3 separate regions of the Homo sapiens genome follow, and all the other regions are linked to region 1. A link is a loop called in an ENCODE intact Hi-C map of the cell type or tissue named here. Cell type or tissue: PC-9. All regions are shown on one strand. Each heading gives the region's core, and the rest is flanking DNA. Links, peaks and the distances in the headings are about the cores only. Region 1 holds the start of LOC101927393 (a long non-coding RNA gene). Region 2 holds the start of TTLL1-AS1 (TTLL1 antisense RNA 1). Region 3 overlaps CYB5R3 (cytochrome b5 reductase 3).

Region 1 (10,111 bases), core at 1,062-9,061:
TTGGGAGACCAAAGTGGGCAAATCACTTGAAGCCAGGAGTTTGAGACCAGCCTGGCCATCATGGGAGAACCCCGTCTCTACTAAAAATACAAAAATTAGCCGGGGGTGGTGGCGTGTGGCTGTAATTTCAGCTACTCACGTAGCTGAGGCATGAGAATCGCATGAACCCGGGAGGCAGAGGTTGCAGTGAGGAGAGATTGCACCACTGCACTCCACCCTGGGTGACAGAGGGAGACCCTGTCTCAAAAAAAAAAAAAAAAAAAGCCGGGCGTGGTGGCTCACGCCTGTAATCCCAGCACTTTGGGAGGCCGAGGCGGGCGGATCACGAGGTCAGGAGATCGAGACCATCCTGGCTAACACGGTGAAACCCCGTCTGTACTAAAAATTCAAAAAATTAGCTGGGTGTGGTGGCGGGCGCCTGTAGTCCCAGCTACTCGGGAGGCTGAGGCAGGAGAATGGCATGAACCCGGGAGGCGGAGCTTGCAGTGAGCCAAGATCACGCCACTGCACTCCAGCCTGGGCAACAGAGCGAGACTCCGTTTCAAAAAAAAAAAAAAAAAAAAAAGAAGAAGAAGAAAGAAGAAGGAAGAAGAAGAAACAAAATACTGACATATGAAACCACACAGATGAATGTCAGATGAGTCATGGGAAGTGAAAAAAGACAAGGCTACATATTGCACGGTTCCATTCTTATGGCATTCTGGAAAAGGTAGAAACAGAAAACATCTAAGTGGTTTCTAGGGACTGGGGGTGTAAGGAGGGGTTGACAACAAAAATCCACGTGTTGGGGAGGTGACGGAAGAGTTCTATATCTTGATTGTGGTGATGGTTATGTGATACGGTTTGGCTGTGTCCCACTCAAATCTCATCTTGAATTGTAGTTCCCATAATCCTCATGTGTCAGGAAAGGAACCTGGTGGGAGGTAACTGAATCATGGGGGCAGTTACCCCCATGCTGTTCTCATGATAGTGAGTAAATTCTCATGAGTTCTTATGGTTTTATAAGGGGTTTTCCCCCCTTTGCTCAGCATGTCTCTTTCCTGCTGCCATGTGAAGAAGGATGTGTTTGCTGCCCCTTCTGCTATGATTATAAGTTTCCTGAGGCTTCCCCAGCCATGCAGATGTGTGAGTCAATTAAACCTTTTTCCTTTATAAATTACCCAGTCTTGAGCAAGTTCTTTGTGGCAGCATGAGAATGGACTAGTACATTACATAACTGTATACATTCATCAAAACTTCAAGAACTGTACACTAAAAGGAGTGTTTTTGGCCTGGCGCAGTGGCTCACGCTTGTAATCCCAGCATTTTGGGAGGCTGAGGTGGGTGGATCATGAGGTCAGGAGTTCGAGACCAGTCTGACCAACATGGTGAAACCCCCCTCTACTAAAAATACAAAAATTAGCTGGGCATGGTGGTGGGTGCCTGTAGTCCCAGCTACTCAAGAGGCTGAGGCAGGAGAATCGCTTGAACCCAGGAGGCAGAGGTTGCAGTGAGCCAAGATGGCATCACTGTACTCCAGCCTGGGCAACAGAGGGAGACTCCATCTCAACAACAACAAAAAAAGTATATACATAAATTATACCTTAAGAACTGAGAAAAATGGGAAACAAAGCAAATGCTCAGCAACATGGGACTTACAGCATGAGTATCATTCGGCCACTAAACAGTACACTTCACGCATGAACAACTTGAGCTTGAACTACATGGGTCCACTTACATGTGGATTTTTTTCTTTTTTTTTTCTGAGATGGAGTCTTGCTCTGTCACCCAGGCTGGAGTGTGGTAGCACGATCTCAGCTCACTGCAACCTCTACCTCCCAGGTTCAAGCAATTCTCCTGCCTCAGCCTCCCAAGTAGCTGGGATTACAGGTGTGTGCCACCATGCCTGGCTAATTTTTGTATTTTTAGTAGAGACGGGGTTTCACCATGTTGGCTAGGCTGGTCTCCAACTCCTGACCTCATCCTCCCACCTCGGCCTCCCAAAGTGCTGGGATTACAGGTATGACCCACCATGCCCAGCCAGATTTTTTTCAATAAAAGTTACACTTGAGTGTGCCAGCCTTTCCTGTTGCTCCTTCCACCTCCTCTACTTCTTTCACTTCTTTTTTTGAGACAGGGTCTTGCTCTGTTTCCCAGGCGGGAGTGCAGTGGTGCAATCATGGCTCACGGCAGCCTTGACCTCTCAGGCTATAGTGATCCTCCCACCTCAGCCTCCTGAGTAGCTGGAACTACAGGTGTGTGCTACCATGCCTGGCTAATTTTTTTTTTATTTTTGGTAGAGACAGGGTGTCCCTGTGTTACCCAAGCTGGATTAGAACTCCTGGGCTCAAGTGATCCTCCCACCTCGGCCTCCCAAAGTGCTGGCATTACACGTATGAGCCACTATGTCTGGTGTTTATTTTTAATTGAAGTATATTTAGGGACATGAGAAAATGCTCATGATCAAATGGCAGGAGAACGAAACTATATTTACAGTACGATCCCAATTTTGTAAGACACATACACACATTGATGATGATGATGACGACAAGAAAACAGCACATGTGGCTGGGCGTGGTGGCTCACACCTGTAATCCCAGCTACTCGGGAGGCTGAGGCAGGAGAATTGTTGAACCTGAGAGGTGGGGGGCACAGGGAGCCGAGATTGTGCCATTGCACTCCAGCCTTGGGCAACGAGAGTGAAATTCCACCTCAAGAAAAGAAAAGAAAAAAAGAAAATGGCACATGTGCATATATGTTAGGAAAAATACCAGAAAAAAATACACCCCAATGTTAGCAATGTAACCTCTGGAAGTCAGGATCACAGATAACTAATGTTTTTCTGAATACCTTTACTAAATTTCCAAATTTTCATCTGAGCCTTTGTTCCTTTTACAATCAGGAAAAAATAATTAAGATTCCTATTGGAAAATACCATAAAGTGGCAGGGCCACCTGGCTGTCTTTGCCCAGAAGCGGCCAGTGACTGTATGTAGTTCACATGCCCTGAGGCGGCTGCCTTGGTGATCCGAATGCTGTTGAGCTCAGGGTCTTTTAGGTCCTCGTACCCTAACCCTAACCCTAACCCTAACCCTAAGGCGCTCTGGGTTTCTGCAACCTTCGGGAGGTCTAGCACCTAGTATTCCTCTGGCGTCTGAGTTTTGGTCCACTGGCCGTTGGTGCTGGTATCCTTTCCCCTAAGAGTGACATCACTTATTTAGTTCATTTCTTTCTTCCTTCCTTCCTTTCCTAGCCCTTTCCACAAAGGATTTGTAGATGCCTAGAACAATATAATCTGGGTTTCATAGGATAGTCCCAGATTTGTTGCGTTTTCTTTTTTCTTTTTGGTTTAGTGCCACATACCCAGGCTAGAGGGAGGATGAGCACTGTGGTTCCTCCGACCCTGTGCCTGGTGGTGGTCATGCCTGGCCAGAAATGAGCCTCGTACCTCAACTGCAGGCGAGGCCAGATTTAGCTCAGTTTGGGCACATCCTCCCAGGTGTGGTGGAGCCACCTCCATCCTGACCCTGGTTCTTTTCACTGGCTGGCACCTGGAGCTGACTCCGTCCTGGCCTGAGGGCCCCTCTGCTTGCTGCCACCACAGGGGCCACAGAGATGCAGCCCATTTATTCGGAAAACCGAGGCCCAGAGAGTGGCCTTTGTCTTCCACAGGTGTCTGTGGAAGGGCTGGGGAGGGGCGCAGACCTTCCCTGCCTCAGAGGAGGCTTCAGGAAGGGTGGACAAGGGAGGGGAGCAGAGCGGACAGCCACCACTCTGGGGAGACCTTGGACTGTGAAAAGGGGTGGGGGAAGGAAAGCTTACAGGGCACCCACAGGCTGGGGTGCCCACCTGGCAGGGTCTTTGGCTTCTGAGCACCCCTTAAGTTATCCTCACTTCATCACCCCTGTTTTTTTGTTGTCATTGTTTTGAGACAGAGTTTTGCTCTTATTTCCCAGACTGGAGTGCAGTGGTGCAATCTTGACTTACTGTAACCCCCGCCTCCCGGGTTCACACGATTCTCCTGCCTCAGCCTCCCAAGTAGCTGTGATTACAGGTGCCCACCACCATGCCCGGCTAATTTTTTGTATTTTTAGTAGAAACAGGGTTTTACCATGTTGGCCAGGCTGGTCTCGAACTCCTGATCTCAGGTGATCCACCCGCCTCAGCCTCCCAAACTGCTGGGATTACAGGCATGAGCCACTGTGCCCGCCAGTCATCCCTACTTTTCAGCAAATGAAGCTCAGGCATTTTCCGTTTGTCTGTGGTCCAGCCTCCTGCCCAGGTGGGGACTCAGGGACACTTCCTACAGGAAGTTGGGGAACGGCTCAAGGACTGAGCAGTGCTCTGATCTCTGAGGCCTTGGAGCCTGGGTTGGGAGGCCTGAGACTTCTGAAACCCAGCACACACATTCTCAGAAGACAACTCTGGCCCTTTGTCTCTGGCTGTCCCATCATGGTGTCAGAATAACACAGGTCCTTCTCTGAGCCTACCAGAGTTTCCCAAGGGCAAGATTGGCTTCTCTTCATGTTTGTCCTGGCACCGCTGAGTCTCACACACAGTATGTGCTCAATAGATGCATGGTGAATGAATGACTGCACAATGGATACATAAGGAGAGCCAGCTGATCCCTCACCAGGTTGGGCCACTCAGGGGTCAGGCCTTGCTCAGCTTCCCAAACCACATGGTCTGTGCCCACGGCGAAGTCACTGCTTCCTCTCACTTGTCCTGTTTCCCCATGAACTATGAGGGGGTTGGTCAGGTGGTCCACACAAGTCCTTCCCAACCTCCCCCATCCCTATCCCGATGGCTTGTGAGCGGGTTCCCTCCAGGCCTATCCAGTGCCTGAGGCCTTGACACAGCCCAGGCTGCCCAGTCGGGCCTTCACTACATGCTTCTGAGTGGACCAGGATCTGGCATCAGAGCCCAGAGCAGAGGTCAGCCCTGTTCTCCATCTGCAGGGACCTCCGAAGGCCCAGTTTTAGCTCAGGCTGCAGCAAAGCCAGATCCCTACTCCGGTCACTTGGCAGCACTTGCTCACCCTCCCGACATTTCTGGGTTGTGGGAAGGATGGAGAGAGATGATGAAATACCCCTGTCCTGAGCTCCAGGTAGCTTTGGCCCAGGAGAGGGCTCTGGGGCTAACACTCCCCCTAGTGTCAACTCAGGGGCCTTGGGGACCCGAAGAGGTGTGGACAGTTGGTGGCAGCACTGATCCAGGGTGGTGGCTGTGGGAGGAGCGAAGGGCAGCCATGGACAGCAGAGAACCCTGGGCCCCTGCCTATGGTGTCACTCATAATCGTGACAATGACCAGCTCCTGAGTGCCTGTGGCGTTTTTCTTTTTTTTTTTTTTTTTGAGATGGAGTCTTGCTCTGTCACCCAGGCTGGAGTGCAGTGGCGCGATCTCGGCTCACTGCAAGCTCCACCTCCCGGGTTCATGCCATTCTCCTGCCTCAGCCTCCTGAGTAGCTGGGACTACAGGTGCCAGGCACCACGCCCAGCTAATTTTTTGTATTTTTAGTAGAGACGGGGTTTCATCGTGTTAGCCAGGATTGTCTCGATCTCCTGACCTCGTGATCCACCCGCCTCGGCCTCCCAAAGTGCTGGGATTACAGGTGTGAGCGACCGTGCCCGGCCTTTTTCTTTTTTTGAGACTGTCTCGAGAGCTCTGTCGTCCAGGCTGGAGTGCAGTGGTGCAATCATGGCTCACTGCAGCCTCAAATTCCTGGGCTCAAGCAATCCTCCTGCCTCAGTCTCCCAAGTAGTTGGGACTAGATGCATGCACCACCACACTCGACCAATTTTTAAACTTTTTGTAGAGACAAGGTCTCACTATGTTGCCCAGGCCACCTTTTCTTCTTGCTCTAACTCTCCAACTGGAAAAGTATCACTTCTACTTGGGGAAACTGAGGCCTAGAGACAAGCTGAAGTTTCCAAGCTGGCCCCTGAGGGCAGGGCAGGAGAGGGAAGATGGGCAGTTAGAGGCCCTGCCAGATCTCTCACGGGGGGGGCCGTGTGATCCAGCCTCAGAGTGGAGGTTGCTTCATCCAGCTCAGCGGGGACCGTGGTCTTGCCATGGTGTTTGGGCAGTGACTGAGGCCACTGGCACCAGGAGCCTGCTTCTGACCCCCCACCTTCCCTCCCAACCCCGTTCTGCCTGTTTCTCTGCAGCCTGGGGCTGTGGGCCGAGCCGGGTGTCCGCCCTGCGCTGTAGGGCTCCAACTCCTCAGAAGCTGGGAGCAGGGGACCCGCCACCCCTCAGACAAGGAGGCTGCGTGACAAGGATCTGTCCCATACCCTTGCTGAGCTGGGACAAAGCCACACTGCAGGGGCAGCTGCCTGCCTTGCTCCTCCCAGGTGCTCTGTGAGGCCCCATGCCCAGCTGGCGTGCTTTTCTGGGCAGCCTTCCCAGGGCTCGGTGAGCGTGGCCACAGCCGCCCTCACGTCTTGCTTCTCTCCTGTCTTCAAGCCAGTCCAAGCCTCCTCCCTCCTCAGTTTCTCCAGCGAGGGAGGGGGTGGTTCCTCAGGGATTTCGCTCAGTGCTTTGGGCTGGCTGAGACTCCTCAAGAAACCCTGGCTGGCTCTTGGAGCCTCTGTTTCCTCCTCGGTAGAATGGAAATGGGGAGACTTGCCCATACCCTGTGGAGATGTTTGGAGACGCAGATAATGTAAGTAAAAAGTGGAGAGCACACAGTAGGTGCTCAGGAAAATGTGCTCATAGGAGAGTTATGGGTGATGTCAGTCTTGTCCTGCTGTTTGGGCTGGGGCAATAGAGAGGCGCCAGCCGATGCCCGCACCATGTGGAAGCCCAGGTCAAACAGCAGCAGGTCTCGGGGAGAAGGGAACCCCAAGGGGCTCAGGTGCCTCAAATCCCCAACCTCCAGTTTGGCAGGGGCAGTGGGCCGTGGCCTTTTGGGCAGGGGTCCTGTGCCCTGGATCTTGCCCAGCTCCAAAGCTAGTAAGCCCCAGGGAGGCCACCCCCGCCAAGTGAAGTGGGCATGAAGACAGATGATGGCGAAGGGACTTCCATATGCACGAGATCAACTGTTTATTGATTTTTTTCCTCAAATACTACACATGTAAAGGAACTGTTAAACTGAAAAAGACTTGACAATTTTTGGTAAATCCGTAGCACAGAAATGAGGATTTCTGCTGGTAAGTTCTCAGGACAGACACAGACACAGGTCCACTTTCCAAGCAAGACATCTGCTCACTGGAAACGGAGTGAATGCATAGCTGGTGACGGCGGCGGGCACTGCTGAGTCACGTGAAACACAGGTTCCCCCACGTTCCCCCCACCCCCGCCGGCCCGCGTGGCCCCCGCGTAACTCTGGCTGCAGCACCTGCTCCCGGGCGACTCCGGGCAGCCCGAGACACTCGTGCTGCGGGTAAGACCCAGCTTCTGTTTGTGCACAAGTAACACGACGACTGAAATCTGCAACTACTGCAAAGACGCGGGCACTTTTACAGTGTTCTGCTACGGAGCCAGGACAAAGGCCGGTCAGAAGCCGGACCAGCAGTCAGCTGGTGACGACGAGCCTCCCTCCAGCAGGCACCACGTCAGAGAGGCCCCAGGCCCACTGAGCCCGGGAGGAGACCCAGCCGGCCAGCCAGACGTGTGCCTGAATGCCACAGACTTCAAGCAGTTTACAAACGAAACTCACTGTTAAAAGCTGTTAAATCTCATTAAAACAGTAGACGAGTGCTTTAGATTCTCTGAATATCAAATAATATATACAGATAGACACTGAGACATGACAGTCTAATCTAAAGCATCTTTACAGATGCATTTGCTTGAAAAGTTAGTCTTCTTTTTAACTCTGAATCAGTGATAAAATTGTTAATTTGCAAAAGAGTACAGTTTTAAGCAAGAATAGAGTGAAAATAATTTTTAAATATGGCGATTTGGGGGAGTTCTACCTAAGGTTCTATGTAAAGCTTCCATTCAGATGCCCAAAAGCACAAAGAGCATTCCCAATAGAAACCCGACCATAACCCGGTCCCACCTTCCTGGCATAATTCCTTTCCTCAAACATCTGCCACCTGAGGCTAAGCCTACACACGGCGTGGCTGAGTAACAGGGTAAGGGAATAGGGAGATCGTTTCCTCAAGACTGGTGCGCATCAATCTGTGCCATAATTTAAGTAGAAATGAACAGGTGTATAAAAAAGTATAACTGTACACAGCCTTTAAATTAAAAACCTCAAAATCTTCACTCAAAATGGGATGTAAGCTTGTTCATTTAAGTTGCAGGTGATGGACTCGTCAGAGAGAGTAATCAGTGGAACAAGATCAGTGTAACCCACCATTGACTCGGAAAGGAGAGACAAAGTCAAGAACATAGAGATCTATGATAGGCCAACAGGCACAGTGGGCGGGGAGGGGCGGCTATTTCTGTTGTTCTGCGTCTTCCTGCGCTCAGATCCCTCCAGCTGCACTCGGAAAGGTGCCGAGTCCCAGGCGAAATGACCAGCTCATCTGCCTTCCAGGAACACCATGAAGCCAAGAGCAATGGAACCATCATCTCTTGCAGGAAAAGGAGTGGATGCCCACGTGGCTGGCTGAGGCTCCTGGGCCCGCCGCCTCCGTCCCCCCGCTGGCCTGTCCCCGACTCATCACTGGATCGCCTCCACATAATTTGCCGGGTATAGGCCAACTTGCCCGTTGTCCAAGCGTCCCTTGCACCAGCCCTGCTCATCCTCGTCCTCCATCTTGGTCAGCTCATCCCCTGCAAGACAAAGAGGGAGCCGTCTCCATGAGAGGTATGACACCGACGGTGGGCTACAGAGCCGCATTCACGAGCTTTGAGCCCACAGAGGGTGGAGGGCCAGGCATTCTGTGGCGGGCAGGCCGAGGGCCTGGTCATTTCTCTACTAAATGCATGCATTTTAAGTTGCCTCTTTGGTCATGGGCCTCTGACAGACCTAGAGATGACAGTCTCACACAGTAATTTGGAACAAGCTGCTCTCAGCTGCCACAGTGGCTCCCACTGAGACTGCGGCATCCAGCTCCATAGGGCTGTGCCTTCCTCACCACCCTGGCCAGGTGGCAGGAATCGTCCCTCGGTTGTGCCCCTCCCTCACGTTGGGCCTCTTCTGTCCCCTCCCCAGGGCCCCGGCCGCCTTGCTCCCAGCAGCTGTCTCTGGGGTCTCTCTGCCTTTGCTAATCCCTCTCCTCTGCAACTTCCAGGCTGCGAGGGGAAGGGACCATGTCTGACAGTCATACCTGTCATTTTATCCCCAGCACCTGGCTGATGACTTGTGCACGGTGCCATGTGTCAACCCTTCCTGAGACCCTGAGAAGGAGCCCCTGGCGCTGTTCTGGAATCTCCCTGTGGCTCTAATGTATTAACGTGGTTCCATTTATCTTTGGTTGTTCCAACCTGAAGGACCTCCTACTTCTGGCCAGGCCTTGGGTAGAAGAGGAGATACAGAGATGAGAGGAACTGATGGATCCTGGTCTCAAGGAGGCAGACTAGGGTGGTGAGGGGGAGGTGGCACTAGGGTAGGGCCCCAGGTCTGGCATTTGCCAGGTTAGGGAAGCAGAGCAGCTCAGAGCCCAGGGGTGGGCAGGGGCCTGTGTGCTTCTGGTTGGTAACTCACTGCAGGGAAGGCCAGTTGGGCCTGCTGGCTCGGACCTCGTCAGGAGCAAGCAATTGGTGGGAAAGAAATAGTCCCAGTGCTGTTTTGCCTTTATTGCTAAGTTTGAAGTTTTGTAACTCTCTTTGGCATTTTTTGGTCCATTTTTCAGAATTAGATGCAGTTTTCCCCCTGGTTTAGCATTTCCCTGATGCTTTGGATTTTGTATGGCAGCAATGCTGGTCAACATGCCTGCGGAGCTAATACCTGGGGCTTCCAGTGCTCCCCGGACTGCCTGGGCTCAAATCCCACAGCCATCACTCACTGGCTGGGAGACCTGGACCAACTGCGTCCACTCCCTGGGCCTGTGGCCCTCATCTGTGGACTGGGGGTACTGTGAAGATTAAGTGTTAAGACACTAAAGAACCCTGGGAGGGTGGGACATGCGTAAGCACTGGCTCAGCCTCCCACTGTCGTGCCGCTTCTGCCAGACCAGTGCGCCTGCAGATCTAACCCAGAGGCATCAGGAGCAGATGCAGGGGCCACAGGGCAGCAGCC
Region 2 (10,111 bases), core at 651-8,650, 170 kb after region 1:
GTTCCCAGGCTGGTGCTGTCTTTCCTCCCTGCCCCTGAAGTGGCTCTTTCCCCATCCCAGAAGTCCCAGAGCAAAATCTGGGTCTCCCCTGAAAGCTGGGTCAGTGCAGCACATACCTTCAGCTGAGGGCACTCAGAGGCAGAAAGGACATCTTTTCCATGTGTCCCTTCTATGCACCCCTGGGGGAATCTGCCCTCTGCTTGAACTTGCCCTTGACAGGAGACTCATTACCTCACAAGATGGACCACTCTATACCCAGGCAACGCTAATGGAGACATCCCCTGGCCCCTAACACTCGGCTAAGCATGGTGGCTCATGCCTGTAATCTCAGCACGTTGGGAGGTTGAGGTGGGAGGATTCGCTTGAGTCCAGGAGTTCGAGATTAGCCCTTTTTTTTTTTTTTTTTTTTGAGACGGAGTTTCGCTCTTGTTGCCCAGGCTGGAATTCAATGGTGTGATCCTGGCTCACCACAACCTCTGCCTCCTGGGTTCAAGCGAGTCTCCTGCCTCAGCCTCCCGAGTAGCTGGGATACAGGCATGCAGCACCACGCCTGACTAGTTTTGTATTTTTAGTAGAGACGGGGTTTCTCCATCTTGGTCAGGCTCTTCTTGTACTCCTAACCTCAGGTGATCCACCTGCCTCGGCCCCCCAAAATGTTGGGATTATAGGCATGAGCCACCGCGCCCGGCCGAGATTAGCCTTTTTTTTTTTTTTTTTGAGATGGAGTCTTGCTCTGTCGCCCAGGCTGGAGTGCAGTGGCGCGATCTTGGCTTACTGCAAGCTCCGACTCCCGGGTTCACGCCATTCTCCTGCCTCAGCACCCCCAGCAGCTGGAACTACAGGCACACACCTCCACGCCCGGCTAATTTTTTCGTATTTTTAGTAGAGACGGGGTTTCATCATGTTAGCCAGGATGGTCTCTATCTCCTGACCTCGTGATCCGCCCACCTCGGCCTCCCAAAGTGCTAGGATTACAGGCGTCAGCCACCGTGCCCAGCAAGAGATTAGCCCATTTTTAACCCTTCCTATTGCCCTGACACCTCAACATGCCCACACACAGGCTGAGAGCACCCCACCCTGGCAGCCAGGCAGCCCCGTGGAATAAGCCTGGTCCCTGCTCCAGGTTCCCTTCCAGCCTTCCCCTGAGGGTCACCCAGTCACTTTGAAACACACCAGTGAGATCTGCTCACGTCTCTGGCTAGTGCCCCCCGCCCTGACCCCCCAGGAAAGGCACTTGCCTGTGGGTCCTCAGGCCCTCAAGCTCTCTTGGCCCCGAACCTGCTAGGTGGGCCTGCTCCCTGTGGGCTCCTCCCATCCAGCCCCCTACATGGGGGCTGGCCTTCCTCTCTGGGGCCCGTGAGTGTAATTGAGCCCTTCACCTACACCTGTCTGAGTGTGATTTCTGCGGCTGTGCTGGAAAGACCCCAAAAGGCCAAAGGGGCTTCCCTGTCTCCAGCACTCCCTCCCTCTGTGGAAACAGCGCCCCTCACCCATTCCTTCTGTGCTCTGCTCCTCACCTCGGCCCCCAGAAACACATGCACATCACGAATTGCCCCTCATCACCTAACAGTCCCTGAACTCCTTTGTGTTACACCTAAATCATCCCTCTTAAGACTAAATGTCTTTGATTTCCCAATCATCCCTCGCCCGCCTGCTGCTCTCCCTCCATTTTTGCTGCTCTGACATTGTCCATAAATGCTTCGACAAATGACCAGCGTTGCCTGGGAGTGGAGGACAGATCTCGGCCCTTGCCCTCCAGTTCCTCCTTATCTCAGCCTGGGGGTGGATAGCAAAGACCCAGGCAATAAGAGCGACACAGCAGGAGGACAAGGACCATCCCAAATGAGTAGACGGCCTGGTTCCCACAGTCGTTCGGCCATCACGTATCAGTGCTGCACGCATGTGTCAGGCTGGGGCCAGGCAGAGGCACGCGGAGCTGGAGGCTGTGCCGGGGAGAAAGCACAGAGGCACATGCCTGACCCGGATCATCTCAGGGATATGAGTGCTTTGGAGAAAACGGAAGAAGGTGGTAATAAAGTGGGGCTAGAGGGATCACCAGGAGAGCCTCTCTGGGACCGGGCATGGTGGCTCACGCCTGTAATCCCAGCACTTTGGGAGGCTGAGGGCAGGTGGAGCACCTGAGGTCAGGAGTTCGAGACCAGCCTGACCAACATGGTAAAACCCCGTTTCTACTAGAAATACTAAAATTAGTCAGGCATGGTGGTGAGTGCCTGTAATCCCAGCTACTCAGGAGGCTGAAACAGGAGAATTGCTTGAACCCGGCAGGCAGAGGTTGCAGTGAGCCAAGATCATGTCACTGCACTCCAGCCTGGGTGACAGAATGAGACTCAGTCTCAAAAAAAAAAAAAAGGAGAGCCTCTCTGGGAAGGTGGCAGACAGGATAGGCTGCTCCAAGTGATGAAAAGAGCCAGGCCTGCAGAGATGGGGGAGGAGAATTCTAGTAGAGGGGCCTGCCATGCAAAGGCCCTGAGGCAGGGAGGGGCATGACGCTTGAAGATTGCTGTGTCTCCAGCAAAACCAGCAAGGGCAGAAGGGAGGGGGTGGAGGGGGAGGCCAGAGAGGCGAGGAACTTGATTTTATTTATGTTCCAGGGGAGGCTTTTGGAGGGCATTAGGGCTCTGATAGAATCTGATTTATGCTTTAAAATGCAAGAGAGGCTGGGCGTGGTGACTCATGCCTGTAATCCCAGCACTTCAGGAGGCTGAGATGGGAGGATCCCTGGAGCCCAGGAGTTCCAGACCACCCTATGCAACATAACAAGACCCCCATCTCTAATATTTTTTAAAATAATAATAAAATGTAAGAGAAAGGAGAGACCATTGGAGACTAGAGTCACCAGGAAAGGCTTTATAGAAGAGGCAATGATGCCTTCTACCACAGAATTAGAGAGGAGTCATGATTTCCTATGAGCAGTACAAAAATCACCCCTTTAAAAATGCGGCTGGGCATAGTGGCCCCTGCCTGTAATCCTTTGGGGGGCCAAGGTGGGCGGATCATGTGAGCCCAGGAGTTTTTCTTTTTTTTTTTTTTTTTTGAGATGGAGTCTCGCTCTGTCACCCAGGCTGGAGTGCAGTGGCGTGATCTCAGCTCACTGCAAGCTCTGCCTCCCGGGTTCACACCATTCTCCTGCCTCAGCCTCCCAAGTAGCTGGGACTACAGGCGCCTGCCACCATACCCGGCTAATTTTTTGTATTTTTAGTAGAGACGGGGTTTCACCGTGTTAGCCAGGATGGTCTTGATTTCATGATCCATCTGCCTCGGCCTCCCAAAGTGCTGGGATTACAGGCGTGAGCCACCGCACCCAGCCGTGCCCAGGAGTTTGAAACCAGCCTGGGCAACATGGCAAAACCCCATCTCTACAAAAAATACAAAAAATTAGCTGGGCATGGTGGCACATGCCTGTAGTTCTAGCTGCTCAGGAGGCTGAAGTGGGAGGATCGCCTGAGCCTGGGAGGTTGAGGCTGTAGGGAGCTGTGATTGTGCCACTGCACTCCAGCCTAGGTGATGGAGTAAGACCCTGTCTCAAGAAAAAAATAAATAAATAAATCAAAACAGTTTCTCCCAGGAAGGCATACGAATGGCCAATAAGCACATGAAAAGATACTCAACATCATCAGCTGTCAGAAAAAATGCAAATCAAAACCATAATGAGATACTACTTCAGGGGAGCAGTGGTTCACGTTTGTAATCCCAGCACTTTGGGAGGCCAAGGCAGGCCAATTGCTTGAGGCCAAGAGTTCAAGACCAGCCTGGGTAACATGGTGAGACCCTGTCGCTACAAAAAAATAAAAAATTAGCAGCCAGGCACGGTGGCTCATGCCTGTAATCCCAGCACCCTGGGAGGCCGAGGCAGGTGGAGCACAAGGTCAGGAGTTTGAGACCAGCCTGGCCAACATAGTGAAACCCTGTCACTACTAAAAATACAAAAGTTAGCCGCACGTGGTGGCATGTGCCTGTAATCTCAACTACTTAGGAGGCTGAGGTGGGAGAATCGACTGAACCCAGAAGGCAGAAGTTGCAGTGAGCCGAGACCACACCACTGCACTCCAGCCTGGGTGACAGAATGAGACTCTGTTTCAAAAAACAAAATAAAATAAAATAAATAAAAATCAGCAGGGTGTGGTAGCATGCACCTGTAATCCCAGCTGCTTGGGAGGCTGAGGTGGGAGGATCACCCCAGGAGGTCAAGGCTGCAGTGAGCTGTGATCATACCACTGCGCTCCAGCCTGGATGACAGAGCCAGACCCTGTCTCAAAAAAAAAAGAGCTATCAGGCTGGACGTGGTGGCTCACGCCTGTAATCCCAGCACTTTGGGAGGCCAAGGTGGGTGGACCACCAGGTCAGGAGTTCAAGACCAGCCTGGCCAAGATGGTGAAACCCCATCTCTACTAAAAATACAAAAATTAGCTGGGCATGGTGGCGGGCGCCTGTAATCCCAGCTGAGACAGGAGAATCACTGGAACCTGGGAGGTGGAGGTTGCAGTGAACCAAGATTACGCCATTGCACTCCAGCCTGGGCAACAGAGCAAGACTCCGTCCCAAAAAAACAAAAAGTTCTGATTTCATTTTAACCAGTACAAGATGCAGGAAGGGAAGCTGCCTGGTGACGTTCTTGCTATTCAGCCATGGCCTCGAGGCAGCATTATTCATAACCATGAGTAGCGTGGCCTTTCTGAACAGCTTCTGAAAAGCACGTTTGTTACTGCAGCTTTGCAGTTTACCTCCTTCTACATTCAGGGCTCAAACCCCGTTTAACACACGCCCCCTACTGGGCCACTGAGAACTGCTCGTCTCTGCAGATCCCCTTCCACCCGGTGTGCAGGCTCCCTGTGCACAACTCCCCTCCTCCCGTCCCTAGGGCACCGCCTGAGTTCACATTGTGGCCTGCACTGCCAGATCTCCCTCTAGCCTCTCACCAGCTCCGTCATCCTTAGAGAGGCACATCTCTAAGAACACTGATGCCATCACTCAAAAACATTTGGCTGGAAGCCGGGCACGGTAGCTCATGCCTGTAATCCCAGCACTTTGGGAGATGGAGGCTGGCGGATCACTTGAGGTCTGGAGTTCAAGACCAGCCTGGCCAACATAGTGAAACCCCATCTCTACTAAAAATACAAAACTAGGCCAGGCACGGTGGCTGATGCCTGTAATCCCGGCACTTTGGGAGGCTGAGGCAGGCGGATCACAAGGTCAGGAGATCAAGACTATCCTGGCTAACACGTCAGGATGTAGACATGTTTAGTAGAGAAACCCCGTCTCTACTAAAAATACAAAAAATTAGCCGGGCGTGGTGGCGGGCGCCTGTAGTCCCAGCTACTCGGGAGGCTGAGGCAGGAGAATGGCATGAACCTGGGAGGCGGAGCTTGCAGTGAGCTGAGCTCACGCCACTGCACTCCAGCCTGGGTGTCAGAGTGAGACTCCGTCTCAAAACAAAACAAAACAAAACTAGCCGGGCATGGTGGCGCATGCCTGTAATCCCAGCTACTTCTTGGGAGGTTGAGGCATGAGAATGACTTGAACCCAGGAGGCAAAGGTTGCTGTGAGCCGAGATTGTGCCACTAGCCTGGGCAACAGAGTGAGACTCTGTCTAAAAAAAAAAAAAAAAAAAAAAAAAAAGGAAAGAAAGGGGGGAGGGGAGGGGGGAGGGGAGGGGTGGGAAGGGGAGGGGAGATTAGGTGAGTTAAACTGGAATTGTGGGGGAATGTTGGCCAAGTGGCAGGCAGGGTGGGCCTGGGCCTGAGGGAACGCCATGGGCCCCTAGACTTGTTCCTGCTGACAGAGCGCCAGCGGCCGGGCAGGAGCATAAGCAAGGTGGGTTTGCATCTGTCACTGGAGGAGCGCTCCGAATGCTTCTCAGGACAAAAGCAGGAGGCCGCCATTGTTCACAGGATGTGAGATCTAATATGGTTCAGGCTGGGGCAAATCAGTGAAGATCAAAATCCCTCGTCTTCCACAATGAGAGACTGGAATCAAAAGTGGATGTGCTCCCACCTGCTCACAAAGGGTCCTCACGTGCCCCAGGGCCCTCCACTGGGGCACAGTTCACATTAGGGGACACACAAACAGCCTGAGGGTGCCCAGTCGCTGAGCAGCCCCAGTCGCTGTGCCGTTACCAGCAGGCAGGGCCCTGCAGGAGACCTTGGCCTCCCCAGACCACAGGGGCTGCAGGGCTGCTGCGGGGAGAGGGCCAGGCGGCCGCAGCACAGCTGGGAATGGCTCCAGAGGGGAGGGTGGAGAGTGCGCTGGCCCCTGGGGGCACTCAGAGAGGAGCTGCGTGTGTTTGGCACTGGTGGACATGGTGTGTGGCAGTGTGAGCCAACAGGCCAATGGGTGGCAAGCATAGGAGGCTTTATGGAGCACCCTGAAGAACCACTGTGTGGAGGGGAAATGGCCCCCTGTGAGGAAAGTCCTAGCAGCTGGTGGAGCGCAACCAGATGCGGGTCCAGACTGATGGGGTCTCCATGGCAGCCCAGGTGGGAGGCGGAGGAGGAGAAGGGAGACAGTGAGAAGGTTGTCACCAGGCCCTCACTAATACCCGGGGAGCAGCCCGTGTGCAAAGGAGGTGAAGGATGGTGGTTTTCTTTTGTTTGAGATGGAGTCTTGCTCAGTTGTCCAGGCTGGAGTGCAATGGTGCGATCTCGGCTCACTGCAACCTCCGCCTCCTGGGTTCAAGTGATTCTTCCGCCTCAGCCTCCCAAGTAGGTGGGATTACAGGCATGAACCACCAAGCCCAGCTAATGTTTGTATTTTTAGTAGAGACGGGGTTTCACCTTGTTGGCCAGGCTGGTCTCAAACTCCTGACCTCAGGTGATCCACCCACCTCAGCCTCCCAAAGTGCTGGGACTACAGGCGTGAGCTACTGTGCCCAGTCGAGGATGGGTTTATATTGGGAAAACCAAGCCTATCAAACTTGGTGAAAACGACCACAGGATGCAACCCTCTGGCCTGGGACCCACCCCATCAAGTGTGTGGGGGCTGACAAGAAAACAGCAACGGCTCCCGGACAGCTCCCAGCAGGGCTCACTGCTTAGCCCCAGCCTAGCGCTGAATGGGGCTGTTCCTGGCCCGACAGCCTCCCGAGGCCTGCTGCCAACACCGCACCCTTCCCACCCGTGTCCTGGAAGTGCTCAGAGGAAACATCTGCCCAGAACATGACATCACTAAATCATTAATGAGACAGTCACTATATGACATAAATCCACTTAGCAGAGCCTCACTCTCACCTAGCAACTGGGTCACCAGCAAACTAACCACTTGGTGTGACTCTTCCATTAGGACTGCGTGGCCCCGGAGCCTCAGAGGCCAACGTTCCCAACCAGGGACTCCACCCTTCTCCCAGAGGGAGGCAAAAACAACACAATGTAACTGAGAACCGGGTTGTAAAAACCGGTGGAAGAGCTGGGAACAGTTAACGGGGTGTCTTTCACTTCTGCGTGTAGGAGCCGAGGTGGAGCCGCCAGCTGTGCAGAGGACACCCCCTCCTGGGAGGTAAGAGGGCTCGCCAGAGCCAGCAAGGCGTGCGGGCAGGGTCCCTGTGCGGTGGTACTGGTTGTTTCTGAGGCAAACAGAACTCCCCCCCTTTTTTTTTTTGAGACGGAGTTTCGCTCTTATTGCCCAGGCTTGAGTGTAATGGCGCCATCTCGGCTCTCCGCAACCTCCGCCTCCTGGGTTCAAGCGATTCTCCTGCCTCAGCCTCCAGGCTAATTTTTGTATTTTTAGTAGAGATGAGGTTTCACCATGTTGGCCAAGCTGGTCTCGAACTCCTGACCTCAGATGATCCACCCTCCTCGGCCTCCCAAAGTGCTGGGATTACAGGCATGAGCCACTGCGCCCGGCCACAGAACTCCCCATTTTATACAGTGGGAAACAAAGGTGCAACGACCCCAGGGACAGGCTTGGGAAACAGCTAATAAACAGCAGAGCCAGGCCACAAGGCCAAGTCTGACTCGGGGATCTCCATCCCACACCCGCCATCAACAGCAAACACATTAAAACTAAACCCCACGGCTGGGCGCAGTGGCTCACACCTGTATTCCCAGCACTCTGGAAGGCTGAGGCAGGCGGATCACCTAAGGCTGGGAGTTTGAGACCAGCCTAGCCAACATGGTGAAGCCCCATCTCTACTAAAAATACAAAAATTAGCCGGGCATGGTGGTGTACACCTGTAATCCCAGCTACTTGGGAAGCTGAGGCACGAGAATCACTTCAACCCGGGAGGCAGAGATTGCAGTGAGCTGAGGTTGCGCCACTGCACTCCAGCCTGCTGGGCGACAGAGCGAGACTCTGTCTCAAAAACAAAACAAAACAAAACAAAACTTAAACACCAGGGAACACACACAACACACATACCAATAAGATCACGAAGAAGGAATGGCTGAAAAGCCCACCAATTGTAGTTTATTTGGAGTCCAGCCAAGTACCATTTGTGTTGAAAAGACCTATTTTTCCCTAATTGGCAGTGAAACATCATTAAATATATGTACTCATATACACACACACAATATGGCATGTACACTTGACACACGTCCATGCATGGGCACTGAGAGAGCCTGGGCAAGTCAGTTAAGACCCTTATCTGAAGGACATACCCTTGGTGCCATTTGGGAGAACAAACTCCTGTTACTAGCATTGCAACAAAAACAGGTGGCAAGCTTTAAAGATAAACTCAAGACAGCGAGTGAAACTTCAGCAAATACGTGTTAATACGACCATGAGTAAAAGGCCCTTCCTGGCCGGGCGCAGTGGCTCACGCCTGTAATTTCAGCACTTTGGGAGGCGGAGGCGGGAGGATCACCTGAGGTCAGGAGTTCGAGACCAGCCTGGCCAACATGGTGAAACCCCGTCTCCACTAAAAATACAAAAATTAGTTGGGCGTGGTGGCAGGCGCCTGTAAGCCCACCTCTTTGGGAGGCTGAGCCATGAGAATCGCCTGAACCCAGGAGGTGGAGGTTGCAGTGAGCCTAGATTGTGCCATTGCACTCCAGCCTGGGTGTCAAGAGTGAAACTCCACCTCAAAAAAAAAAAAAAAAAAAAAGACCCTTCCTAAGAACAGCACTGTAACTCATGAGTTATTACTCAAATGCATCTGTCCATCTACCCACCAACTCAGGTCCTCTCCATACACTCCTGTAAGTCACCGGGCTACCGGGAGACTGCATGGGAACAACCACGCTCGCGCAGCCTGTCCCGCAGCCATCGCTCCTCCCACAGCTCCTGGCTGCCCACGGCGCTTCCCTGTAGCAAACCCAGCTGCTGACGTCATAAAAGGCACACAGCCGGACCTGTCTGTGCTCATCTAGTTCCATTTACAACAGACTCATCCACAAAACCGAAGTGGTAGAAACAGGTCTTTTTGAAGCCAGGCGTGGTGGCTCATGCCTGTAATCCCAACACTTTGGGAAGCTTAGGCAGGAGTATCGCTTGAGCCCAGGAGTTCGAGAACAGCCTGGCCAACATGGTGAAACTCTGTCTCTACAAAAAAAACTTTAAAAAGTAGCTGGGGGTGGTGGTGTGTGCCTGTGTGGTCCCAGTTACTCGGGAGGCTGAGGTGAGCGGATCACTTGAGCCCAGGAAGTTGAGCCACAATGGCACCACGGCACTCCAGCCTGGGTGACAGGGCGAGATCCTGTCTGAAAAGAAAAAAAAAAAGAAAAGAGAAGAAAAGAAAAGAAAACAGGTCTTCCTGGGAGCACCTAGACAAAGGCCTTTGTAAAGATAAATTACCGAGGAATATTTCTAGTTGCCTGTTTTCTTCAAAATCACAGTCAAGTAAGCTGGGCGTGGTGGCTCACCTCTGTAATCCCAGCATTTTGGGAGGCCGAGGTGGGCAGATCACCTGAGGTCAGGAGTTTGAGACCAGCCTGCCCAACATGGTCAAAACCCCATCTCTACTAAAAATACAAAAATTAGCCAGGTGTGGTGGCACACGCCTGTAATCCCAGCTACTTGGGAGCCTGAGGTGGGAGAAATACTACCCAGGAGGCAGAGGTTGCAGTGAGCCAAGATTGTGCCAGTGCACTCCAGCCTGGGCGACAGAGCAAAACTCTGTCTCGGGAAAAAAAAAAAAAATCGCAGTCAAGTAAAAAGAAAC
Region 3 (10,111 bases), core at 820-8,819, 250 kb before region 1:
CCACCACGCCGGGCTCCTTCCCAGACCTCTTTTCCTCACCCATAGAACGGGACCATTAAGCCTTTCCTCCCTTCCAGGCGTGCCAGGAGGAACGCGCAAGAGGTGGGAGGAGGACAGGCTGGCCAGTGGGGTCAGCTGGGCAGTGTAGGGCAGATGCGGAGGACAATTTTATTTTTATTTTTGAGACGGTGTCTCGCTCTGTCGCCCAGGCTGGAGTGCAGTGGCACAATCTCAGCTCACCACAGCCTCCGCCTCCCGGGTTCAAGCGATTCTCCTGTCTCAGCCACCCGAGTAGCTGGGATTACAGGCGCACGCCACCACGCCCGGCTAATTTTTGTATTTTTAGTAGAGACGGGGGTTTCACAATGTTGGCCAGGCTGGTCTCGAACTCCTGACCTCAGGTGATCCACCTGCTTCGGCCTCCCAAAGTGCTGGGATTACAAGCATGAGACACAGCACCCGGCCTCCTTTCTTGTTCTTTTACAACTCATTTAGAGCTGTGTTGATTTTTAAAATTCTTCGTATAGGTAGGTGATACTGCCTGTGAATTCTGCAGCGTAAAGGGCCCGTTACAACTGTTATTTTAAAGGTGTTGGCCAGGCATGGTGGCTCACACCTGTGATCCCAGCACTTTGGGAGGCCGAGGAGGGTGGGTCACCTGAGGTCAGGAGTTTCAGACCAGTCTGACCAACATGGTGAAACCCCATCTCTACTAAAAATACAAACAAATTAGCCGGTGTGGTGGTGCACGCCTGTAATCCCCAGGTATTCCGGAGACTGAGGCAATAGAACCGCTTGAACCTGGGAGGCAGAGGCTGCAGGGAGCCAAGATCATGTCACTGCACTCCAGCCTGGGAGACAGAGCGAGACTCCGTCCCAAAAATAATAAATAAAGGTGTCGAGTCTGTATGGAGAATCGCTGCCTTAGAGCCCTCTCCCATTTTCTGAATGGGGAAACAGACCTGGAGAGGGTGGGAATCGGGTCCAATTGATCCCCTTTTCCCACGTCCCCTTTCCCAGGAGGCAGCCTCTTGTGGGCTCAGGCAGGCCTGTGTTCAAATCCTGTGCCTTTCAGCCTCAGACAGGGACAGAAATGAGGATGAAACCTAACGCGTGTCCATTGCTAGCAGTCCCCCGCCACAGTGTGAAGGCCATTTTGGGTCTGAGATTCCTTTTCCTGCCACTGTAGGTAGTGAGGTGGCCAGAGACAGAATGGAAAATGCGAAGTGAGAGGAGACAGGGCTCTCCTAGTCCCCTAGGTTGGTCTTGGGCCCTCCTTCCTGTGAACCTGCCCCGTCCCCTCTTCTTCCCCACTCCCCTCCAGCCACACTGGCCTCACTGTGCTCCTAGGGCCACCCAGCAAGTCTCCGGAGCACCAGCCTAGCCCCGCCTCCCTCTCCAGCCTCATCGTTGCTGCCCCTTCCAGCCACCTATCTTCTTCGATCTGTTTCTGAAAGTTTATTCCACAAGCTGGTTCCAACGGCAGGGCCTTTGCGTCTGCTGTTTCCACCATTTGAACACCCACCCACCCCAGCATGGCCAGCTCTCTCTTCCCGTCCCAGCCCAAATCCATCTCCTTGGGGCCTTCCTGCTGCCCCGTTTTAAGAACAGCCCCACACCCACCTTGCCTCATCACCTCTGTAATTTACCACCATGCAGATGGCATCCTCTGACTTTCCTGAGCCTCGAGGCTCATCTGACCCTGACAGGAGGCAGCAGCCTCGCGGTGCATTGGGGTGACTGGGGTTGCGTGGTTTCAGCTGGTTTGCCTCTGGGGGTTGGGAATTTTTCTTCCTGTGTATACTTCTCTGCACTTTCCAAATTTTCTACCACAAAGATACATCAGAAATAAATGCTGGAGCCGGGCGCAGTGGCTCACGCCTGTAATCCCAGCACTTTGGGAGGCCGAGGCGGGCGGATCACGAGGTCAGGAGATCGAGACCATCCCGGCTAAAACGGTGAAACCCCGTCTCTACTAAAAATACAAAAAATTAGCCGGGCGTAGTGGCGGGCGCCTGTAGTCCCAGCTACTTGGGAGGCTGAGGCAGGAGAATGGCGTGAACCCGGGAGGCGGAGCTTGCAGTGAGCCGAGATCCCGCCACTGCACTCCAGCCTGGGCGACAGAGCGAGACTCCGTCTCAAAAAAAAAAAAAAAAAAATACAAAAACTAGCTGGGTGTGGTGGTGGGCACTTTTAGTCCCAGCTACTCGGGAGGCTGAGGCAGGAGAATCGCTTGAACCCGAGAGGTGGAGGTTGTAGTGAGCTGAGATCATGCCACTCCAGCCTGGGTGACAAAGGGAGACTCCGTCTCAAAAAAAAAAAAAAAAGAAAAAAAAAATGCTAGGTCTTCCCCAGCCCTTTCCTGACCCCACCCCTTGTGTTGCAGGTCACAGACCCTCGAGGAGCTAGAGAAGGGTTAATATTAGCAAAGTTTTACTTTTTTTTTTTCTGCTCATAAATGACTCTGAAAAAGCCAATACGCAAGAGGCTAACACAACTGTAGTCTAAAGGCAACGTCGAGGTCACTGATATGTCCCTCAGACAAGAGGCACTGCTCAGAATCCCCCTGTGCTGGGGGTGAGGGAAGGAGGGGACGGTTTAGGACAGAGGAATAAATACATGTGGTTGTGGGAGTTCTGCCATCAGGGATGGTGGCCCCAGCCCAGGACCCCAAAACCCTGAGGCGGTGCAGTGGGCTGCCAACCCCCCAGCTCGGGGTTCCCCAAGGCTGCCTCAGTGTTTGGATGGGCTGGAAGGAAATGCTGAGGTTCTGGGAGGGCCCCATGGCCAGCCCCCTCTTCCCACTCTAGCCAGAGGAGAGCCAAGCTCCCGGCTGGCCAGGGCCCTGGGGTAGGGAGCAGTGCCCCCAAGAGGGCTTTCTGGTGTCAATGTCTCATGCAGCGTCAGGTGGTGAGGCCTGGGCCTGGCCCTGAGGCGGGAGTGGGGGTGACAGGCGAGGCTGGGGTGGGCCCTGGCACCTGCAGCTTTGGGCTGCCCATGTGTGTCTGCTGACATCCCGACTATGGTCCACGGCCGGGAATGGTGGGCAGACGGGGCTGCTGGCAGCCCTCAGCCTTATAGTGTGTGTGGGGGGTGGACGAGGGGTCATGAGGACAGGGATGGGGCTGGGCGTCTCTGGTAAGGACCAGTAAGTGCCAGGCAGGACGTACTCTGAAGGCTCAGCCGTGGCCCATCTGGGACACAGCCCTGCTCCCGAAGGGGCTCCAGGGGAACTGCTCAGCCAGGTGATTCACCAGGGCACGGGCAGGCCAGGCTGAACCCGGGGCCCCAGTGTGCGATGTGGGGAGGTGACTGGGTGAGCGTGAACAGGGCGTGGGGTGCGCGGGGCGGGTGGCCGTGTGACCGTGCCCGGCCCTCAGAAGACGAAGCAGCGCTCCGTGGGGTGGCCCACGTGGTCCAGGTTGGGAAGGCAGGCGTACTGGATCATGGGTGGGGGGCCACACATCAGCACCAGCGGCTCCTCCTCTGGGGGTGGAAGGTGGTCCCGGATCATCTCCTCATTCACGAAGCCCTGGCCGTAGTCCCAGGCTGTGGGGTGAGAGACCAGGTAAGCTGACGTGTGGCTGTGTGGTCACCAACCTGCTGACCGACCAACCCTAGGCGGTGAATTCCTTAAATGCTGAAGAATGGAGAGGCTGATCCCAGCAAACTGTCACCAGGACCCCCTGCCCCCAACCCTGACTCAAGCCTATGGCCTCAGGCCCTGCAGCCTGAAACCAGTGTACAAAGCCCATCATGGTTCCCCTGACTGCACTTTACAGTTTGCAAAGCCTTTTGCTTCCATTTGGCCTCCGGGGTGTCCCTTGGAACAACCCAGTGGGTGGACAGGGCGGGGAATATGAATCCCATTTTACAGATGTGGCAACTGAGGCCCAGAGGACCCAGAGTTGAGTTGCTCAAGATCACACAATGAGGCAGGGACACGACTGAGATGTACCTTCCAGGATCCAGAGGTCCCCAGGCTGGTGCTCTGCCCCAGGCTGCTCAGGGTGACAGTCTCTAACTGCCCCCACCTCCATGAGCCCACTGTGACTCCCCAAGAATGTCGGCCCATGAGGAACTGAGTCTCATCCACAGCTGTGTGTCCTGCCCCCTCGAGCCCTGAGCGCCCACGATGATATGGCTGGTCTCTATCCTTAGTAACCAGAAACAACCACCCCACAGCCCTCAACACCAAGAGAAAAGCTGCTGAAGCCTCAGGCCAGGAGGGCTGGCACTGGCTGACACAGACACCCTGCCTAGATGGCCCAAGTTTACAGCATACACTCCACGCTGTGAAGGTCCTGACGGGGAGGGGCCAAAGCAGTCCCGCTTGCCCTGGAACCAGGAAGAGTCTACTGTGCTGAGCAAGGGGGTCCTCTTTATCTCATGGACTCCATGAGCTAAGTCACTGACCACATTTCCCTTTTCACCTTGGCTGCTGGGAAGCCTGGAGTGATACGTGTGGCCCATTCACAGCAAGCGTACATTATAGTCCGTTTTTGTACAAATCCCAGTACTGATTCCATTCATTTTATAGCCCTGCACTTGTTTTTCTTTCACTCCCACTTTCCATTTGTGCCACTCTGACTCACCAGATGAGTCTTTGTAAGCCTCCTAAAATCCCTCTGGAACAAGGCGAGGCACAGAAAATAGTTTTATAGCTGGGCAATGGATCTGAAGTGGATCTGAAAGTACCTTGTAAAAACTGCATGGGCATAAACTGCTAGTGTACAAAATGTGCAGGTATGTAAGACACCTTTCAATTTCACAGCGATTTCTTTTTAGTGTGTGTGTGTGTGTGTGTGTGTGTGTGTGTGTGTTTTTAAGAGACAGGAATTGGCTATGTTGCCCCAGCTGGCAGGCAGTGGCTATTCACAGGTGTGATCATAATGCCCTCCAGCCTGGAGCTCCTGGGCTCATGTGATCCTCTTGCCTTAGCTTTGAATAGCTGGGACTACAGGTGCATGCCACCGTGCATGGCTTAATGTATTTTTCCCTGTACCTGTCCTGAAAGTGGCTCTGTGGGGGAAATACTCACTGCCCCTGCCTGGAGTCCTTGGGGCTCTCCTCATCCTTCGCTTAGCTACGGTACAGCCAGACTGGCCTGTTACCACTTTCTTTCTCAACCTCTGGAATTTCAGCTTACATTTAATGCTACAGCAGTACCTCAACTAATCTTGAATTGTGGGTCACAGTGGCAACAAATGTACACGAAAAATGCTAGGAGATCACCCAACTATTCCTCTCATTGGCAGGTAACTGTCCCGTGGTGGTGGTGCAGGTGCTGCTGCCTGTTGCCACCAGGGGTCAGCACTGGCCCCTCCCTGGGGGACCAGGCCTCGCTCTGGCCACAGGGCAGGGGCTCCTGCACGCACCAGGGATCTGGATCACTCATCTGGAATTGGGATGGGGCTAAACCCTGCCTCGCAGCAAGCTGGCCCCGCCCATGCCATTAGAAACTGCAGTCAGAAAGGAGCAAAGCAGCCTATCACTTCCTCCCTTTAGACTGACACATGGGTACAGGATAAAACGCTCTTTTCTTTGAGACGGAGTCTCGCTCTATCGCCAGGCTGGAGTGCAGTGGCACCATCTCGGCTCATTGCAACCTCTGCCTCCCGGGTTCAAGCCATTCTCCTGCCTCAGCCTCCGAGTAGCTGGGACTACAGGCACGCGACACACGCCCAGCTAATTTTTGTATTTTTAGTAGAGACAGAGTTTCACCATGTTGGCCAGGATGGTCTCGATCTCTTGACCTCATGATCTGCCTGCCTCGGCCTCCCAAAGTGCTGGGATTACAGACGTGAGCCACCGCGCCCGGCCTGCTCCTTTCGTTAGTAGAAGAGAAACAGCAGCTAGACTCCCAGAGCCAGTGCCCTGGCTGACCTCCGCTCCAGCCGCTGCCTGGCTCTGCTTGGCCCCCCACATCACAGGAACCCCGCCACCATAACCGCGCTATAATTTACTAAGAAACCTGCTCCCATTAGTCCTCTGCCTCCCCCACTGGAAGGTCAGCTGCGGGGTCAGGTTGGCTTCCTGAGCATACCAGGTGGAGCAGCCGACCTGGAGGGGGTGGGCTGACCCAGGACAGCAGGTCCAGCCAGAGGCCGGACACGGTGACAACCCACACATCCACCACCCCCTCCAGGCCTGGGTCTCTCAGCCTGGAGGCCTGGAACCCAAGCTGGTCATCTGAGAAGGGCGGCTGCTCCCTCAGGGATGGGCCCAGGTGACCCAGCTCCTAGGTGCTAGCCAGGTGGTGCAAGTCCCAGAGCCCATGTGCTCCTTTCTGGGAGGAGCAGAGGGTGGTGTGGACAGAGCTCCCTCATCAGTAGAGGGCATGCACCCCCTGACATGGATCATCAGCAGAGGGTGTGCGCCCCCCACCATGGATTAGTCCTGAGGAAACTGTGGGGCCGTAGGAGGTGCCGGAGGCAAAGCAGGGGCAGATGGCAGGACATGAGACCCCAAACTGGTGCTCACACGGGTATTCAAAAATGGTGCTTCCAACACTTAGAAATTTCCCAGAAAATGCAGGTCCCCAGCTTCTCTTGAAAAGCAGAGGCCCTGGCCACACAGGGCTATACTCCACAGCGGGATTGCCCACGGCGGATGGGGCTGTGTCCTCCGGACCAGGCAGATGCGCTCCAATTTACCGCAGTTGCCGCCACTCCCTAGTCTCTCAGCCCTGAAGCTAAACATCACCAGAATGTTTCCTGGGGAAGGCTGAGCTCTGCTTTTCTTACAGCAAAGAAGAAATTGAGATATTACTTATACCTACATCTCTATCTGAAGCCGAAAAGGGAAGGGCGCTTTAACTCCCAGAGGCAACCTCACTGCAAGTGGTGGAGGTGGGGCGGCCCTCACTCGCTGCCTCCAGCTTGGCTCTCCCACAACTCCCTTGGCAAGCAGCTCAGCCACTGGACAGGTGGAACAAGGGTAACCCCAACGTCGGCCCAGCCCACTCCCCAGGGCTGACAATGGGAGAGAAGATGGCCTTGGTGTAACTCGGCAGCACCTGAGAGTATGCACGCTGGGATGTGGAAGCAGCAGCCGCCACCGCTGCCCCGAGACTTGCCCCGAAGTGAGCCCCGCCCAGGGAGGGGACGCTGGCCTTCTCTGCCCAGCTGGGCAGTGCAGTGCGCCCGGGAAAGGACTCTGCCTCTGGAGGCGAGGACCTGGGTTTCAGGCCGGGCTGTGGTGGTTTCCGGCTGTGTGGCTTCAGTGAGCCCTTGTTCCTCATCTGTGAGACGGGGCCACACCACCTGCCTCCCACAGGGCCATAGTGAGTGCCAGATGTCGTCCAAAGGCTCAACGCCACAAACAGCTGGGCAAAGGTGAACTGTGGGCTGGCACCTCCCACCCACCCAGTGAGGGGCCTCCCTCACTCACCTTCAGGGGCTCTGTCCAGCGTGTACCAGAGCTTGAAGCGTGCAGAATGTTTGTTCCTGAGTTCCTCCAGCTCAGGTCGCAGCAGGATGTCCTTCTCGGTCTGCAGGGGACAGGGCCAGGCAGTCAGGAAGGATGGGTGGCAGACTGCCCCTGGAGACACTCAACAGAGACGCGCCTCGTCATCGCGCCCGCCTGCGGGCCACACGCTTGCGGAGCTTTCAGGAGGGGACTCGGCCAGAGATCACCCTGGCACCCCTCTCTCCTTGTCTAGCCTAAGGAGCCCCTCAAAGCTGCTGCTGAAGGGGCGAAGGCGTTCGCTAGAAACTCAGTGTGTCAACTGCTTCTGCTGTTGTGAGGAAATGGGCTCGATGTCCCGAGAGTGGGAAAAATGGAAAAAACTAAAGGCGGCCAAGCTGCGCGACAGCAAAAAGGGAAGAGACGGGAAATGTGCCAAGATACTCCAGGGGGTCAGCCCGGGAGCGGGTGTAACACATACAATAAGCAATGGCCCCGTGAGAAGGCTCAGGATTTGCACCCTCAGCCCTCCGGCAAGTCTTTTTGCGTTCTGGGATCTCATTCAGGTTGTACCTCCAGAAACCAGGAAGTACAGACACCACTCCCCACCCAACCTGGCCCCCTCGGGCCTTGCCCACACCCATCCTCCTGGCTGGCCTGCGGCTCCCCCACCCCCACCCGGCTGTCACAGAGCCCTACAGAACTCAGTCCAGCGTCATCCCTTCCAGGAAAGCTTCCTGGACCCTCCAGGGGCTATCAGGGATCTCCCCCTGAATCCCCCACCCGACTCCCCGCCCCCCACCCCCGTTCCACCTCTGATCACATCACAGGCTGCTGCCCAGCGTTTGCAGGTCACACAGGGACAGAAGGGGCTCCTTAGGTCAGTGTGCAGTGTCCCTGACCTCAGGGAACTCAAAGAAACCAGGGGCCAAAGAGCGCTGCCACCCAGAAAGGGCTGCCCACTAACAAATCGCTACTGAGCTCCCAGGCTGGGCAAGGGCGGGGTGGACTCTCCCCAGGAGGCAGCCACAGACGTGACTCCTCTGTTCCCAGGGCTGGGGAACTGCACCCACCCTCCGCGTAGCCCAAGGGTGCCTGAATACGGGAATCACCAGCTCCTTGGTGCTCCCCTCCAGCAGATGAGCTGTGTGAGGGGCATAAGCCTCAACACATCCCAGGGAACACGGGGTGTTGAACAGTTTTTCCAGTTTCTGAGGGTGGGAGGCTGAGGGCCCTTTCTGCCCTAATGGGGTGAGGACAGGGACAGGGACAGGCTTTGGGCTAGATGAACTCAAGGAAAAAAATACAGAAAATATGGAAGAAAAAGTACCTGAAACCCTTCAGAAATAATGACTGTTAGGATTTTTGTGTGCATCTTTTCACTTTTCTTTTTCTATTAACTATGTGTAACTTTCTTTTTAGGCCAGGCATGGTGGCTCATGCCTGTAATCTCAGCACTTTGGGAGGCTGAGGTGGGTGGATCACTTGAGCTCATGAGTTCGAGACCAGCCTGGCCAACATGGTGAAACCCCGTCTCTACTAAAAATATAAAGAATTAGCTGGATGTGGTGGCGGGCACCTGTAATCGCAGCTACTCAGGTAGCTGAGGCAGGACAATCGCTTGAACCCGGGAGGCGGAGGTTGCAGTGAGCCGAGATTCACGCCATTGCACTCCAGCCTGGGCAATAAGAGTGAAATTCCGTCTCAATTTTTTTAAAAAAAGTTATGTCTTCCTCTCTGAGCTAAAGTGTGTCTCATGCTTTAATCCTCACCACCATCCTTTGAGGTGGCCACCGCCGCGACCCACCTGACAGATGAACAGAGGGATGGAACCTTGGGGGGCTGCTACTCGAGGGTAGGGGGCTCCCAGCTCAAAACCAGGCACTGAGGTCACGGAGGAAGGTAGGAGAGGAAACGAGCAGCAATGACCCGACTGGCACGGTTCTCGGAGTGTAGCATGGGGACCCCTGGGGTTGGGACCCTGGAGAGGATCCCTGAGGCCAAATGGTTTTCATATAATACTGAGACACTGGTATTTTTCACTCTTCCTCTCTCAGTAGATGGGGCCACTTTCCAGAGGCTGCGTGACTGGCAACATCACACAGATGGGATGTAGAAACAAACACAGGAATCTAGCTGTCCTATGAAGCCAGACATTCCAAGGTTTGCAAAAACGTAAAACAGAATGATGTTTTCTAAAATAGTTTTTTAAAAATAAAAATAGGCTGGGTACTGTGGCTCACGCCTGTAATCCCAACACTTTGGGAGGCTGAGGCGGGTGGATCACCTGAGGTCAGGAGTTCGAGACCAGCCTGGCCAACATGGTAAAACCCCATCTCTACTAAAAATATAAAAATTAGCCGGGCATGGTGGCACACATCCTGTAATCCCAGCTACTCGGGAGGCTGAGGCAGGAGAATCACTTGAACCCGGGAGGCGGAGGTTGCAGTGAGCCAGGATTGTGCCATTGCACTCCAGCCTGAGGGACAAGAGCGAGACTTTGTATCAAAATAAATAAATAAATAAAACCCTGGTTTGCATCCTGGTTTCAGCACTTCCCACGAGACATGCACAGTCAAGCCCCTCCCGGAGCCTGTGTTCGGAGGTATGAGATGAGGCGACCACACTGCCCTCGCTACCAGCTGCAAAGATGGCCTGTACAGGTGACAGACGGTCTGACGGCCTCCACAGACTCTGAACCAGC

What was found. Hi-C counts contacts between places; a loop is a spot of excess contacts. Peaks named below come from ENCODE experiments on the same cell type or tissue, not always from the same donor. Only the 100,000 strongest peaks of a DNase experiment are listed, where the experiment ranks them.
Region 2: a loop joins it to region 1, with 21 times the contacts of the local background. A loop is called at or near these places in 58 of 110 quality-filtered maps.
Region 3: a loop joins it to region 1, with 13 times the contacts of the local background. A loop is called at or near these places in 10 of 110 quality-filtered maps.

What each region holds. Positions count from the first base shown.
Region 1 is chr22:42,862,767-42,872,877 of GRCh38, forward strand. PACSIN2 (protein kinase C and casein kinase substrate in neurons 2) reads right to left here. Exons shown (of 11, transcript NM_001184970.3): 11 at 7,007-8,703. The coding sequence ends at 8,591. It overlaps LOC101927393 (a long non-coding RNA gene), which reads left to right and starts at 8,648. Exons shown (of 3, transcript XR_001755575.2): 1 at 8,648-8,737; 2 at 9,219-9,319; 3 at 9,726-10,111. In PC-9, for the core only: a CTCF peak has its summit at 5,122 (motif pointing right); a DNase peak (open chromatin) is centred at 5,195; H3K27ac peaks cover 3,060 bases.
Region 2 is chr22:43,029,261-43,039,371 of GRCh38, forward strand. TTLL1-AS1 (TTLL1 antisense RNA 1) reads left to right here and starts at 9,325. Exons shown (of 3, transcript NR_125362.1): 1 at 9,325-10,111. RefSeq lists an enhancer at 4,787-5,288. In PC-9, for the core only: CTCF peaks have their summits at 4,856 and 5,057; a DNase peak (open chromatin) is centred at 4,751.
Region 3 is chr22:42,616,397-42,626,507 of GRCh38, forward strand. It overlaps CYB5R3 (cytochrome b5 reductase 3), which reads right to left. Exons shown (of 9, transcript NM_000398.7): 8 at 7,393-7,492; 9 at 1,444-3,549. The coding sequence ends at 3,377. Among named protein-coding and RNA genes, the nearest start is that of RNU12, 6.2 kb to the left of the region's middle. RefSeq lists enhancers at 5,290-5,379, 7,197-7,751. In PC-9, for the core only: CTCF peaks have their summits at 5,308 (motif pointing right) and 5,512; no DNase peak of the experiment used is centred there; H3K27ac peaks cover 718 bases.